2 separate regions of the Homo sapiens genome follow, and region 2 is linked to region 1. A link is a loop called in an ENCODE intact Hi-C map of the cell type or tissue named here. Cell type or tissue: heart left ventricle. All regions are shown on one strand. Each heading gives the region's core, and the rest is flanking DNA. Links, peaks and the distances in the headings are about the cores only. Region 1 holds the start of LOC124904443 (a long non-coding RNA gene). Region 2 overlaps SDHC (succinate dehydrogenase complex subunit C).

Region 1 (12,146 bases), core at 4,848-7,347:
CTTACACAAGTTAATCTTTCTGGGTCTCAGTACCCTTACATGTAAAATGGGGATAATCTTAGTTTTGAGCATTAAATATATGTAACATGCTAATAGGGTGCAAGATGCATAATGAATGCTCAATTATTTTAGCATTATTATTGGCTTAAGACTGCCAAGTAAGAAGTACTCATTCAGGTTACCTTAAACAAAAAAGGGGAAGTGGGGAAATTATAATTAATAGGAGTATTTAACAGATTCCAAAGGTAGGAAGTATAGTTTGGGCTTCAAAGGATACTAGAATTTCAAAGATAGAACATGATCAGAAAGATTTTCTGTTTCTTCTTTATCATCTCTGTTTCTCACTGCCTTTATTCTTTTCTTTTCTTTTTTTTTTTTTTTTTGAGATGGAGTTTCGCTCTTGTTGCCCAGGCTGGAGTGCAATGTGCGATCTCGGCTCACCGCAACCTCCGCCTCCCGGGTTCAAGCGAGCGATTCTCCTGCCTCAGCCTCCCGAGTAGCTGAGATTTTAGGCATGCACCACCACACCCGGCTAATTTTGTATTTTTAGTAGAGACAGGGTTTCTCCATGTTGGTCAGGCTGGTCTCGAATGCCTGACCTCAGTTGATCCGCCCACCTCAGCCTCCCAAAGTGCTGGGATTACAGGCGTGAGCCACCGCGCCCGGCCTCCCATGGCAATTTTTAAAACCAGAAAAAATTATTAGTAACCCCTTCATAGTAAAAATGGGGCATTTATCTCATCTATTACACAGTGTAACCACCTGAATCACTGTCTCTAGTTATACCATCAGCTCTCTACTAAGGTTTCTTCTAAGTAGCTCCAAGGTGCCCTCCATGTCACCTCACTGGGTCAGGTGTTGATGGGTCTTGGATAGGAGACCTGGCTTTTGCCCCATTTCCTGGGCTAACAGGATTTCATCCAACCAAGCTACTGGCCAAATTTTGAACTATTCAAACACCCTGGTTTTTGTAGATTTCCTTATAGGAAATGAAGGCGTAGTTCTGACCCCTGAAGAGATGCATGGCTACAAATGTAAAAGCTATAGTTTCAAAACTTCTCTATAGAGTTAAAATAGCTGATCCAGTTTTCTTTCCTGAGACTAAGGCTCCCTCTCTCGGAGACTGCTGTTACATCTCTCCTTTCCACTGACAATACCACAAAAGAATAATATTCTTGATAAGATCCCCTTCCTGAGGAGCCAAAGAACAAGCTTTGTATACTCCCCACACACTGCCTATGGGGTAGCCCTCTCTGCAGCATTCATAGAGCTATTTAACACTATTTCTTTTTCTTTTCTTTCATTCCTTTTTTTTTTTTTTTTTTTTTGAGACAGAATCTTGCTCTGTTGCCCAGGCTGGAGTGCAGTGGCACCATCTCAGCTCACTGCAACCTCCGCCTCCCAGGTTCAAGTGATCCTCCTGCTTCAGCCCCCCTCCATAGCTGGGATTATAGGCACACACCAGCATGCCCTGCTAATTTTAGTATTTTTAGTAGAGACAGGGTTTCGCCATGTTGGCCAGGCTGGTCTGGAACTCCTGACGTCAGGTGATCCACCTGCCTTGGCCTCCCAAAGTCGTTGGATTACAGGCGTGAGCCACTGTGCCTGGCCTATAACACTATTTCTTAAAACAAAACAAAAAGACCAAAGAACAAGCTTTAAACAACCAAAATGACTGAAAAGACATCAGTATCTCTCACTAGTGGTGTGAATTAAGTTTGTTTACTTGCATAACTAAGAATAAATGATGGTTATAATGGCACCAGTATAGGATATCTTGGCTATGTGCTTTAACAATATACAGGTTGACCATGAAGTCTGGAAATAGATACTATTATTTTATCATGTATTTAAATATATTAATAAACCATTAATATGTATTCATTAACTTTTCCACATTTCTTGGCAATCTTGTAAATATAGTACAACTATCAGTAAAGAGAGATTAGGGGGCTGGGCACGGTGGCTCACGCCTGTAATCCCAGCTTTTTGGGAGGCTGAGGCAGCGGATCACTTGAGGTCAGGAGTTCAAGACCAGCCTGGGCAGCATGGTGAAACCCCGTCTCTACTAAAAATACAAAAACTAGCCAGCTGTGGTGGCACACGCCTGTAGTCCCAGCTACTTGGGAGGCTGAGGCAGGAGAATTACTTGAATCCGGGAGGCGGAGGTTGCAGTCAGCCGAGATCGTGCCGCTTTAGTCCAGCCTGGGCGACAGAGCGAGACTCCGTATCAAAAAGAAAGAAAGAAAGGGTTTAAATAAAGAAAGAGAGAAAGAATGGGTTTACCTACCTATTAAAAGAAAATAGTTTTCACATTGACAAAGCAAAGTCCAACACTGTGCTATATAAAAGAGCTACATCTAAGAAGAGTTTCAGGAAGCCTAAATAAATGACTAAGAGATGTACCAGAATTTATTCCTAAATGTAAGCAGGGGTTGCAGTTGTAATTATCCATCAAAGTAGAATTCTGACTAAAAAGCATTACTTTTAATGAGAAAAGAGAAAGAAATTTTAGCCACAATTTTTATAAAGATAATGACATTTTATACAAGGAGAAATAGAAGCACACTATAATAGGAGGACTAACAAATCCCTCAGATCTAGAAAGGTCAAGTGAACAATAAGTTAGGATACAGAAGACCTAAACAACATAATAAATATATTTAAGTAGATTTAATAATATTAAACTCTGAACCTTAATAATAGAGAATAAACTTTTTAAAAAAATGCGTAAAGGGCTGGGCGTGGTGGCTCATGCCTGTAATTCCAGCACTTTGGGAGGCCGAAGCGGGTGGATCATGAGGTCAGGAGTTTGAGACCAGCCTGGCCAACATGGTGAAACCCCATCTCTACTAAAAATACACAAAATTAGCTGAAGATGGTGGTGGGCGCCTGTAATCCCAGCTGCTCGGGAGGCTGAGGCAGAATTGCTTGAACCCAGGAGGAGAGGTTGCAGTGAGCCGAAATCGTGCCACTGGACTCCAGCTTGGGCGACAGAGTGAGACTCCATATCAAAAAAAAAAAAAAAAAAGAAAAAGAAAAAAAGAAAAAAATGCATAAAGCATTCACAAAAATGTGGCACATTCACATCCTAAGCTACAAAGAAAATCTCAGTGTATCCAAAGTGAAGAAACAATAATTCAAATAGTATTATCTGACCAAAATGTAATACAATTAGACAAATCAAACAATAAAACAAAAAGGCCTCTTCCAAAGGGAATTTTATTTGCACACACTCACACTCACTCTCCCATACATTTCCCCAAAGGGAAATTTCAGAACGTGTTAAACCACTCCTGGGTCAAGGGGGAAATGCAAAATAAATTGCAGGGGTTTGTTTTTGTTTTTCTGACAATGCAAGGCAAAGCCTTTATTCATTTTAATGTTGCACAAGTGTAAGGACCATATAATCTGGGTTTATTTAGGTAACAATAAAAGATAGAAAATCTCATATTACAGAAATTTTAAAATTGACTATATAATAAATGATTAGGAAAACTAAAAATAGAACAGGACAATGTTCAAATAGATAATAAAATTAACAAATGGGGCCAAAAGATCAACACATATCCTGCATCATCTTTCATGTAGTGTCTCAGCTTTCTTTTTCCCAAACATAAAGGCAGATTAATTCAAACTAGCCCTATTAAGAATATTAGTTTGCCAGGTGCAGTGGCTCAAGCCTGTACCCAGCCTAAAAAATATTTTCTAATTTCAAAGACATGTAGGCCGGGCGTGGTGACTCATACATGTAATCCCAGCACTTTGGAAGGCCAAGGGGGGCGGGTCACCTGAGGTCAGGAGTTCGAGATCAGTCTGGCCAACATGGTGAAACCCCGTCTCTACTAAAAATACAAAAATTAGCCCACCACCACGGTGGGCCCTGTAATCCCACTTACTCGGAAGGCTGAGGCAGGAGAATGGCTTGAGCCCGGGACGCAGAGGTTGCAGTGAGCCAAGATCTCACAACTGCACTCCAGCCTGGGCAACAGAGCGAGACTCTATTAAAAAAAAAAAAAGGGCCATATAGTAAATGTAAATGAATTAACTATTAACTCACACAACCTACTTAAACAAGACTAGAATAAACAACTTTTAGGAACCAACTCCAGTTGATTTCACCACCTAACAGGAGCAAGATCTTAGGTGGGTCATTTTGTTTAAGGATGACTTGAAATTTTACAATGCCACTGTAGTCCCCACATATAAAAACTCTTCAATAATTTTTTCTTATCAACTAGAAGTTGGGGAAAATATAGTGAGAAATAAAATGATATGGCTTCTCACACATATGAAGGCCCAGATCATGCCTAAATTTCTCATCTGTCTTTGCCGTGAGAGATTCCTTAATCCACAACACTCTACTCAGATAGGACAGAGAATCCCAGGACACTCCCCAGGCCACAGGATAAAAAACACTACCTGTCTTCTATCTGGCACCAACAGACTAATATCTAGCTATATACAGGATTGACTTTAAAGTTGATTAAGGAATATTTTAATTCATTCAAGAAAATAAAATTTAGAAATTATATGCTTAGTCTACACAAGTTTAACTTACTTTAGTTACTTAGTGAATTTTGAATTGGCTCCAATTAGTGGTCAGCAGAATACTTTGGTGTAGAAACCAAATAAATCAAGCTATTATTACCTTGATAGTACAAACAATGTTTGTAAAGTGCCAGTTTTATATTTAAGTAAACAAAATCTGCTTTGAAGTAGGGAGGCTGCATCTTTCAACTGCCTGTGCTAGTTAAGTGAATGTTTAATCCTGCTGGGCCAAGCTCACTAGAGAGTCACCCCTCACTTTAAAGCCAAGACTGCTGCTGTCACTGCTATGGTAAGTCACAGCCAGCCAGCCTGCTGGCAAAAGGTGATACCACCAGCATTATAAATAAACAGGCCTGGTCGTGAGGTAGCTACACAGTTTTAAAGATGCTGTTAATGGCCGGACGCGGCGGCTCAAGCCTGTAATCCCAGCACTTTGGGGGGCTGAGGTGGGTGGATCACCTGAGGTCAGGAGTTTGAGACTAGCCTGACCAACATAGAGAAACCCAGTCTCTACTAAAAATACAAAAACTAGCTGGGTGTGGTGGCGCATTCTTGTAATCCCAGCTCCTCGGGAGGCTGAGGCAGGAGAATCGCTTGAACTCGGGAGGCGGAGGTTGCAGTGAGCGGAGATCGCGCCATTGCACTCCAGCCTGGGCAACAAGAGCGAAAGTCCGTCTCAAAAAAAAAAAAAAAAAGAAAAAAAAAGAAGATATCTTCCACTGCAGCAAAGGCTACAACACATTCACCATAGGTAGCCTCTTTGTCCCCAATACAACTCAAGGCCCAATTTGCCTTCTTGACACAAGGTGTTTCAATGGTGTTGAAGAGAAATTCCCTTTCTTTGGCATCTTTTATGTAAGTGTCAATAAGGAGACTATACATTTCAGAATGTGTGTTTTCCATGGCAATTTGGAAGTCATAGAAACAGCGGGCTTCTGTAATCTGAACTTCTTGGCTAAATCGCTCCACCAAGTTTTCATTTACTATGCCATCACTTGCTGCAAAGAAAGCCAGAACACGGGATATAAAATCACTCTCCTCGGTCTCCTCGGTTTAAGGAAGCCTCCGCCTTCTTATACATCTGCCAAATATCATGGTACTCGTTGGGGAAGATGATAAAGTGGCGGGGTCTTCTCTCAGCAGTGGTTCATCCTCCACGCCAGGAGCAGCTATTTTAGTTTTCGGCTCCGCTGGTTCCTGGAAGATCCTCCTCGCCGCCTTGCTGGCCAGGATGCGAGTTCCGCTCAGGGTCGAGGGCGTGTTCTCCTTGTTGGCCAGACTGAGAACCTTCAGCAGCAAGAGCTGCTGTTGCTGTGGGTCAGCGATGGAAGTGATCCGGACGCGGACCGAGAGCATGGTGGTGGCGCGGGAGAAGTTTTTGAAAATAGCAATGAAAACCCCCAGAATTTATGGGAAACAGCAAAAACAGCTATGAGGGAAAGGTTTATAGCATTAAATACCTATATAAGTAAAAATAAATAACAATCCAACTCAAAATATTATACACAAAACCCAGGGTAAACCGAATGACACAAAAATAAGAAATTAGTAAAAATAAAGGCAGAAGTTAATGGGTTTGAAAACAACAACAATAACAATAACAATGGTAGCATTATATTAATTAAAGAATCCAAAACTGTTTCTTTGTAAAAATAATTTTGATAATTTCCTAGCTAAGGAAAGCACAAATCCATGAAACTGGAAATAAAGTGACACAAAAGAAGAAATTTGAAAAATATTCTTGTAAAAATATTTTAAAATCTACATTAAATGGATTTTTTTAGAAAATCCAATTTAACAAAATTTGCCCCTATAGAGACAGCAAATTTAAACCGGCCAAGTAACATAAAATAATCATAGAAACTAGTTAAGGAGTTCCCCTACAAAACAAAGCAGGCCCAGATCGTTTTACAGATGATTCTACCAAACTTTAAAAAACAAATCTTTAATTTTTAAAACTATTTTAGACTATGACAAAAAAGGGAAAACCCCCAAAATCATCTTGCAAAGTAAGTATAACATTGATTTCCAAACCTCAATTTTAGAATCGTGACAAAGACTGTAACAAAAAAAACCATTATAGATCAATTTCACTTTTGTATTAATATTGATACATATATATAAAACATTAGCAAAGTGAATCCAACAGCATGTTAAAAAATATTTATCATGACCAACTGGATAATATTCCAAAAATGCAAGAACATATAATATTAGGAAATCTATTAATATAATCCACCATATTAATTGATCTAAGGTGGAAAAAATGTTTGATTATCCCCATAGATGCAAATTGATAAATTTTACATAATAACAAAAAAAAGTAAAAAGACTAATGGGAAAAGAAATTTATAAATTACATTACAAAGGAGTAATATATTTGATTCAGGAAAAACTTCTAAAAATAGGGAAGAAAAAGACTAATAGCTCTGTAAAAAACTGGGCTAGAAAATGGGGCCAGCCTGATCTGTCCTAAAAATTTATTTTAGGCCGGGTGTGGTGTTTCATGCCTGTAATCCCAGCACTTTGGGAGGCTGAGATGGGCGGATCACCTGAGGTCAGGAGTTCGAGACCAGCCTGGCCAACATGGGAAACCCTTTCTCTACTAAAAATACAAAAAGTAGCTGGGCATGGTGGCATATACCTGTAATCCCAGCTACTTGGGAGGCTGAGGCAGGAGAATTGCTTGAGCCTGGGAGGTGGAGTTTGCAGTGAGCCAAGATCGTGTCATTGCACTCCAGCTTGGGCAACAAGACTGAAACACTGTCAAAAAAAAAAAAAAAAAAAAGATGGAATAGTTTTGTCAGTACATGAAAATGTGAGGGGGCCAGGTGTGGTGGCTCACACCTGTAATCCCAGCACTTTGGGAGGCCGAGGCGGTCTGATCACGAGGTCAGGAGTTCAAGACCAGCCTGGCCAAGATGGTGAAACCCCGTCTCTACTAAAACAGCAAAAATTAGCCAGGTGCAGTGGCAGACGGCTGTAATCCCAGCTACTCGGGAGCCTGAGGCAGGAGAATCGCTTGAACGCAGGCGGCAGAGGTTGCAGTGAGCTGAGATCTCGCCACTGCCCTCCAGCCTGGGTGACAGAGTGAGACTCAGTCTCAAAAAAAAAAAAAAAAAAAAAAAAAAAAAAGAAAGTGTGAGGGACTCTTAGTGGTTGTCTGTTTGTATGTATACTCCTCAGTAAAAGAGGGTTGTTTTGTGTATGTGTGTGTGTTTTTGTTTTTTTGTTTGTTTTTTGAGACGGAGTCTCGCTCTGTTGCCAGGCTGGAGTGCAGTGGCTCCATCTTGGCTCACTGCAACCTCCGTCTTCCGGGTTCAAGTGATTTTCCTGCCTCAGAGTCCCAAGCAGCTGGGACTACAGGTGCGCACCACCACGCCCAGCTAATTTTTGTATTTTTAGTAGAGACGGGGTTTCACCAGGTAGGCCAGGATGGTCTCGATCTCTTAACCTCGTGATCTGCCCGCCTCGGCCTCCCAAAGTGCTGGGCCTGGCCAAGTGTGCTTTTTTGTTTGTTTTTCATTACAAAAAGAAGAAGGGGCCAGGCACGGTGGCTCACGCCTGTAATCCCAGCACTTTGGGAGGCCGAGGCGGATGGATCACCTGAAGTCAGGAGTTTGAGACCAGCCTGACCAACATGGAGAAACCTCGTCTCTACTAAAAATACAAAAATTAGCTGGGCTTGGTGGCGCGCGCCTGTAATCCCAGCTACTCGGGAAGCTGAGGCAGGAGAATCACTTGAACCCAGAAGGCAGAAGTTGCAGTGAGCTGAGATCGAGCCACTGCACTCCAGACTGGGCGACAGAGCAAGACCATCTCAAAAAAAAAGAAAAAGAAAAAGGAAGCTGAGCTACAGATTAAACAAACATTTCATAGAGAAGGAAATACCATGGCCGGCTGCGGTGCTTATGCCTGTAATCCCAGCACTTCAGGAGGATCACTTGAGGTCAGAACTTCCAGACTAGCTGGGCAACATAAATGAGACCTCATCTCTACTAAAAATCAAGTGATTACCTTTAGGGAGAGAGAAGGAGTGATATGGAAGGTGTGGAGGTAGATGATAAACTTATTTAAATATGCCTTGTTTTATAGCGTTTATTTTGAAACCCAAGTATTTTACATAGTTATAAAACAAAATTTTAAAAATTTCTAAAATAAATAAATAAATTCTCTTCATTTTTACAACAAAAAGATTTTTAAAGAAGAGATAGTTGGCTATAATACAAAAGCTATATAAACAGTTAATACCTCTGCTTCCTCTCAACTTGACACAGATCATATTGTTTTCTTTCTTGAGATTAAGTCTCCCTCTAGTGGAGACTAGTTTTACAACTAATCCCCAACACCCAGCACCACAAAGGAAAATATCCTTTGCCTATTTCCTCCTGCTGCTGTAAAATTGTATATTTTAGGTATCAGAGTCTTGAGAAGGAGGACGTGGTAGAAGATACTGAGCAATGGGATAGTAAAGAGCTGGGGACAGAGTTAAGTTTTATAAGGAATTAGGGATATGAGAAGCTCTAAGAGCCAAGATTTGGGTTATTCAACTCAGAATGGGCAAGGAACCTCAGCTTCATGATGGTAAAAAATTCCACCACCTCTGCCCAGAAAAAGGTGATTCACATCCTGATATCACTGTGTACTCAGGGAAATAGCTCCCCACAAGGCATTGCATTAGGGAGAAACTATGGTGAGGAACAGCGATGAGCAGGACATGAAGAGTGATGGTCCTAAGCCAGATATGATGTCATGAGGGTGAACTCCAGGACCTCCTGTCCTTCAGGACGATCCCACAGTCTCACTAACCACTGAGGGCAGATGCAGAAAAGCTTTGCCTTCCCAGAGACTGATCAGGGGAAAAGGTACTGGCACAGCCTCTTCAGTTCCTGGCAGGGACGGGCAGAGACTAGCCCACATTGAAAGTGGCCCCTTGGGGGATTATGGGAGGATCCTTGTGTCCTGGGCTACCCTAGGTCTCATCTGATCTTGCACAGTGAAAGCTACTCATGGAAGAACTCCCTTAGCAGGGAAGCCGTTAGAGTGAAATCTTTCCTAACATTGACTCTGGTTTGTGGAAGTATATGACATTTTTCTCCATTCTCTGTAGCACTGTGGTCTTACCCTCTGAAGAGAATGTTTGTTGGTTGCCACCTCAGCATGTATCTTCCACCCCCTTTACAATTTTTGATAAGAACACAAAAAGAAATGAAGACTAAAAATGGCCCAGTTTCCTAAGATTGTTTTCTGATCCTATAAAATCTAATTCCTTAATGCAGCTCTGTGGTCCTGCTCTTTTGCATACCTAGCTTGAGAATGCTGTCTAGGAAGGGACTCATTTGAAGAATTATTATTTCTGCCAATTCCCACATCTTTCTTTCTCTTGCCTTCACTTCCTCCTTTAAGAGGTGAATTTTCAGACACATTAAAATTCTGGAGGAAAAAAGTGGGCTAATTAGGTGTGGTGACCCTTCCTGGATGCAAAATGTAGCATAATTCTCTAGGAATCCATCAACAAAGAAGATAGGCCATTGAGGAAGATATCTCTCTCCCCAAACATATTGGTTGCTAAAGGCCAGCCCCCAGACCATGATTCCTAAAGTAACAAAAGGTAATGTGAAAAATAATGGAATGTTATTTAGACTTGAAAAGGCAGGAAATTCTGACACATGCCAGAACATGGATGAAACTTGAGGACATTATGCTCAGTGAAATAAGCTAGTCATGAAAGGACAAATGCTGTATGATTCCACTGATATCAGGTACTTTGAGTAGCCAAATCATAGAACAGAAATTAGAAGAGTGGCTGCCAGGAGCTGAGGGGAGGGGTGATCGGGAGTTATTGCTTAATGAGTACAGAATTACAGTTTTGCAAAATGAAAAGAGTTCTGGAAATGGATAACGGTGATGGTTGCAAAACAATATGAATGTATTTAATACCACTGAGCTGTACACTCACAAATGGTTAGGATGATAAATTTTATGTTATATAATGTTACCACAATAAAAAAAATTGGGAAAAAAAGCAATATGACACTTACTGAGGACTGCCAAGGAGTAATGAAAGGAGATACCAGTGACTGATGCCAGGATGAGATCTTGTGTCTCTCTTTTTTTTTTTTTTTTTGAGACAGAGTTTTGCTCTGTTGCCCAGGCTGGAGTGCAGTGCCATGATCTCAGGTCACTGCAACCTCTGCCTCCTGGGTTCAAGCAATTCTCATGCCTCAACCTCCCGAGTAGCTGAGATTACAGGTGTGCACCACCATGCCCAGCTAATTTTTGTATTTTAGTAGAGATGGGGTTTCACCATGTTGGCCAGGCTGGTCTTGAACTCCTGACCTCAAGTGATCTGCCCGCCTCGACCTCCCAAACTACTCTAAATTTTACCCTCTCCCTTGTCTTTTGTCAGAAATCTTGCACAGAGTAATTTCCTAAAAAGTCTAGATCAAATTAAAAAACTAAAAAAAGAAGCTGGACTACAGTCTATCTAGATCAGTGTTGGTAGTCGCATCATCATTATAGTAGTGATTAAATTAAAATGTAACCAAAAAGGTTTAACTTATTTTTGCAACAACCAAATGTAAAACTAGAATAATAATAGCACATTTTGCATATGAAAAAATTGAAGCTTAGGAAAGTTAAGTAACTTCTCCAAGAACACACAGTAAGTTGTAGAACCAGTTACCAAACTCAGGTAGTCTGGCAAACCCCCACACCAGCCTGTTCCCAAAAGTCCAGACCCTGAAATCTGAAATCTCTAGCCTTCATCTAATTTGATTGGTTAAACAAATTGAATAAATTTATTTCCTACGGGAATGCTCAGATGTTTAATTTCTTTTCTTTTTTTTGAGACGGAGTTTTGCTCTTGTTACCCAGGCTGGAGTGCAGCCTTGTTACCCAGGCTGGAGTACTCGGCTCACCGCAACCTCCGCCTCCCAGGTTCAAGCGATTCTCCTGCCTCAGCCTCCCTAGTAGCTGGGATTACAGGCATGTGCCACCACACCCAGCTAATTTTGTATTTTTAGTAGAGACGGGGTTTCTCCATGTTGGTCAGGCTGGTCTCAAACTCCTGACCTCATGTGATCCACCCGCCTCGGCTTCCCAAAGTGCTGGGATTGCAGGCGTGAGCCACCGCGCCCGGCCTGTTTAATTTCCTAATGTTTACTGAGACTCTTCAAGAGTGGGAGAGGGATATAATATACAGCATTTCCTCAGTTTATTTAGCCACTGAATTTATTTTTTGTAAGCATCTCAAGGAACTTGAGCCCAAATTTTGCAAAACTGCATGTAATATACAATGTTGCTTTTGTTTGCCTTTTCCAGCTACTGTAAGAGAATATTTAAATTATTTTATCTCACTTAGAAACATTTTTAAATTGAGATATTGAGAACTTGATTTGCCCAAGGTCATAATCAGTTAATATTGGAATCAGAATGAGAATCTAGGTCTGGCCACAATTTCAGGTGTCTTCTTTTAAAGTTATTTATTTTTAAACACTTTTTTTTTTTTTGATACAGGATCTCACTCTGTCACCCAGGCTGGAGTGCAGTGGCAAGATCGAAGCTCATTATAGCCTCGACCTCCCCAGGCTCAG
Region 2 (4,040 bases), core at 34-2,533, 54 kb before region 1:
GGGTTTCACCGTGTTAGCCAGGACGGTCTCGATCTCCTGACCTTGTGATCCGCCCGCCTCGGCCTCCCAAAGTGCTGGGATTACAGGCTTGAGCCACCGCGCCCGGCCCTGGAGATTATTTTTTTTTCCTTAGGGAAGAGCAATAGATTGTTGACTTAGATTTGATGGATATGTACGACAGTGGGCAGTTGTAGACAGTTGACTGAAACTTAAGTAATTGTGGTGACTATTTATGGTTTGTGTGTATGTGTGTTGTTTGTTTGTTTTTGAGACAAGCTCTCACTCTATTGCCCAGGCTAGAATGCAGTGGTATGATCAGGGCTTGCCGTAGCCTCAGCTTCCTGTAGCTGGGACCACAAGCATGTGGTGTGCCACCATGCCTGGCTAATTTTTTGTATATTTTGTAGAGACGAGGTTTCACCATTTTGCCCAAGCAGGTCTTGAACTCCTGGGCTCAAGTGATCCCCCTGCCTCGGCTGGGATTATAGGCATGAGCCATTGCACCTGGACTTTCATGGTGTATATTTATTCTCAGCCTGTTGATGTCAACAATTGCCTTTGTGTTATTTTTTAAAAACTTTTTATTTTGGAAATATTTTATACTTTCAGAAAAGTTATACGAATAGTAGGATGAAGTTCTACATATCTTTCACCCACATTTGCCAACTGTTAACATTTTATTGTGTTTGCTTATCACTCTTTTTTGTATTTTAGATTATGCCATATGAAATTTTTATTTTTGTAGGTCAAAACTGGTAAAATATTAATGATTTAGTGTAGTTCAGCCGAATACATATTTAATTATTAGTATTTTCACTGAATGCTTTAAGGGTAAATTGTGAACATCATGACCATTTACTTCTAAATATTTCTTCTAAGAACAAAGAAATTGTTTTACATAATGCAGTATAATTATATAAACATAATTATCAAATTCAGGAAATTTAACATTGATGAACTCTTATCTGATACACAGTTGATTTTCAGATTTTTCATTTGTCCCAAATAATATATTTCATAGAAATATAATCAGCTAGGCATGGTGGTTCATGCCTGTAATCCCAACACTTTAGGAGGCCTACACAGAAGGATAGCTTGAGGCCAGGAGTTCAAGACCAGCCTGGGCAACAGAGAGAGACCCAGTCTCTACAAAAAATTAAAAAATAAAAAATTAGCTGAGTGTGGTGGTGTGTGCCTATAGTCCCAGCTATGGGGAGGCTAAGGCAGGAAGATGGCTTGAGTCCAGCAGTTCAAGGTTGTGGTGAGCTATGATCATGCCACTGCACTCCAGCCTGGGCAGTAGAGTGAGACCCCTCATCTCTATTTTAAAAAAAAGAAGATTGGATGTGGTGGCTCACACTTGTAATTCCAGCACTTTGGGAACCTGAGGCAGGAGGATCCCTTGAGCCCAGGAGGTCAAGACCAGCCTGGGCAACATAGGGATACCCTGTCTCAATAAATAAATAAATAAATAAATAAATAAGAAACAGCTATCCTCAACAATTTAGTAGGCTGGGCATGGTGGCTCATGCCTGTAATCCTAGCACTTTCGGAGGCTGAGGTGGGCGGATTGCTTGAGCCCAGGAGTTTGAGACCAGCCTGGGCAACATGGTGAAACCCCTTCTCTACAAAAAATACAAAAACTAGCTGGGTGTGGTGGTGTGCACCTGTAGTTCCAGCTACTCGGGAAGCTGAGGTAGAAGGATCACCTGGATGGGGCAATGGAGAATTGTGCATAGCCTGAGCATGGCTGTTTAATAGTTGGTTTCAACCTAGCCCAGTGACAAAGGAAACCAAGAAACTACTGAGGTACCGAGCTGAATCTAGTTCTTGATTTTTGAGAACCTGAAAGGGAATCTTGAAAAGCCAGATGAGAGCAGATGGTAATGTATGAGATAAAACTGTGGCCCTGGAAAAGCATAATCTATTTATGTGAATATTTTTTAAATATACTTGCCCTGCCACCCAACAAGAAGTTGTGCTTTCATTGCCAGACCTGTGTATTGGGTGGGTTTAGAAAGCAGAGTTATCGGCCTGGCACGGTAGCCATGCCTGTAATCCCAGCACTTTGGGAGGCCGAGGCAGGCAGATCACGAGGCCAAGAGATCAAGACCATCCTGACCAACCAACGTACTGAAACCCCATCTTGACTGAAAATACAAAAATTAGCTGGGCGCGGTGGCATGTGCCTGTAGTCCCAGCTACTCAGGAGGCTGAGGCAGGAGGATGACTTGAATCCAGGAGGCGGAGGTTGCAGTGAGCCGAGATCGCACCACTGCACTCCAGTTTGGCCACAGAGCGAGATCCCATCTCAAATTAAAAAAAAAAAAAGCAGAGTTATCGTCTGATATGACCTCATCAGATGATTCAGGTTAACTGAATTAAAGTTGGTATAAAAATAAGATAAGTGGAGGAACATGTTTTCCTAATACTGTGGGTTTATCCAGCCCACCATACTGTTACCGGAAAAGGGGTCTTGACCCAGACCCCAAGAGAGGGCTCTTGGATCTCATGTAGGAAGGAATTCAAGGTGAGTAGCAAAGTGCAGTGAAAGAAGCAAGTTTATTAGAAACTACTCAATTATATAGTAGGGTGTCCTCAGAAAGCAAGTGGGGGAACATGCTGTCTTTGAGTTTCTTTTTTTCTTCTCTCTTTCTCTCTCTTTTTTTTTTTAAATATATATATATATATATTAGGTCTTTAAGGTTTTATTTTATTTTATTTTAATTTTTAATTTTTTTTTTTTCTTTTTTTTTGAGACAGAGTCTCGTTCTGTCGACCAGGCTGGAGTGTAGTGGCGTGATCTGGGCTCACTGCAACCTCCACGTCCTGAGTTCAAGTGATTATCCTGCCTCAGCCTCCTAAGTAGCCGGAATTACAGGTGTGCACCACCACGCCTAGCTAATTTTTGTATTTTTAATAGAGATGGAGTTTTACAATGTTGGTCAGGCTAGTCTCAAACTCCTGACCTTGTGATCTGCCTGCCTCAGCCTCCCAAAGTGCTGGGATTACACGCATGAGCCACCGCACCTGGCCAATTGTTAAAAATATTTTGATGTAGAGTGTTGCTCTGTTGCCCAGGGTGGAGTGCCATGATGCAATCACAGCTCACTGCAGCTTCTACCTCCCTGGGCTCAGAAGATCCTCCCACCTCAGCCTCCCGAGTAACTGGGACTGCAAGCTCGGACCATCATGCTTGGCTAAATTTTCTTTGCATTTTTTGTGGAAACAGGGTTTTGCCATGTTGCCCAGGCTGGTCTCAAACTTCTGGGCTCAAGCCGTCTGCCCACCTTAGCCTCCCAAAGTGCCGGGATTATAGGCGTGAGCCACCATGTCTGGCCTAAGTTTTCCTTATATAGGGATCTTGTCTATGTAAGGACTAAACTAAGCTGTGCCTACATGCGGGGGACCAGACAGCATGACAGAATTTATTATTCTATTGATTTAAAGAAAACTGTCCTTGACATTTTAGTGTGTAAGTACATCAAAGCATAACTATAATTATTTTGAAAGCATATGTTGTTATGGGTATTGGGACATCTGGACTTTCTGTTGTTGGAGTTTGTCCTTGCAGGTATTACCAAGCTGCTTCCTTAGCTGTAAACATGTTAGAACCGTGGGTTGTCACTGGCAAGGAATGTGCCTTGCTAGTTTTAAGATGGAGTTTATTTATTTATTTTATTTATTTTTTTGAGACGGAGTCTTGCTCTGTCTCCCAAGCTGGAGTGCAATGGTGTGATCTTGGCTCACTGTAACCTCTGCCTCCCGGGTTCAAGTGATTCTCCTGCCTCACCCTCCTAGGTAGGTGGGATTACAGTCGTGCGCCAACACACCCGGCTAATTTTTTTCTATTTTTAGTAGAGATGGGGTTTCACCGTGTTGGCCAGGCTGGTCTTGAACTCCTGACTTCATGATCCACCCACCTCGATCTCCCAAAGTGCTGGGATTACAGGCTTGAGCCACTGTGCGTGGCCTATTATTTTATTTTATTTTTATTTTTATTTTTATTTTCTGTTTTCTGTTGCTATAACAAGATGGAG

What was found. Hi-C counts contacts between places; a loop is a spot of excess contacts. Peaks named below come from ENCODE experiments on the same cell type or tissue, not always from the same donor. Only the 100,000 strongest peaks of a DNase experiment are listed, where the experiment ranks them.
Region 2: it touches region 1 in a loop (2.1-fold over the local background); 37 of 110 quality-filtered maps call a loop at or near these places.

Annotation. Positions count from the first base shown.
Region 1 is chr1:161,373,453-161,385,598 of GRCh38, forward strand. LOC124904443 (a long non-coding RNA gene) reads left to right here and starts at 11,948. Exons shown (of 2, transcript XR_007066693.1): 1 at 11,948-12,146. It also overlaps the pseudogene RRM2P2. In heart left ventricle, for the core only: no CTCF peak of the experiment used is centred there; a DNase peak (open chromatin) is centred at 5,809; H3K4me3 peaks cover 483 bases.
Region 2 is chr1:161,323,888-161,327,927 of GRCh38, forward strand. The region is part of intron 2 of SDHC (succinate dehydrogenase complex subunit C); the gene reads left to right. Among named protein-coding and RNA genes, the nearest start is that of SDHC, 12 kb to the left of the region's middle. In heart left ventricle, for the core only: no CTCF peak of the experiment used is centred there; no DNase peak of the experiment used is centred there.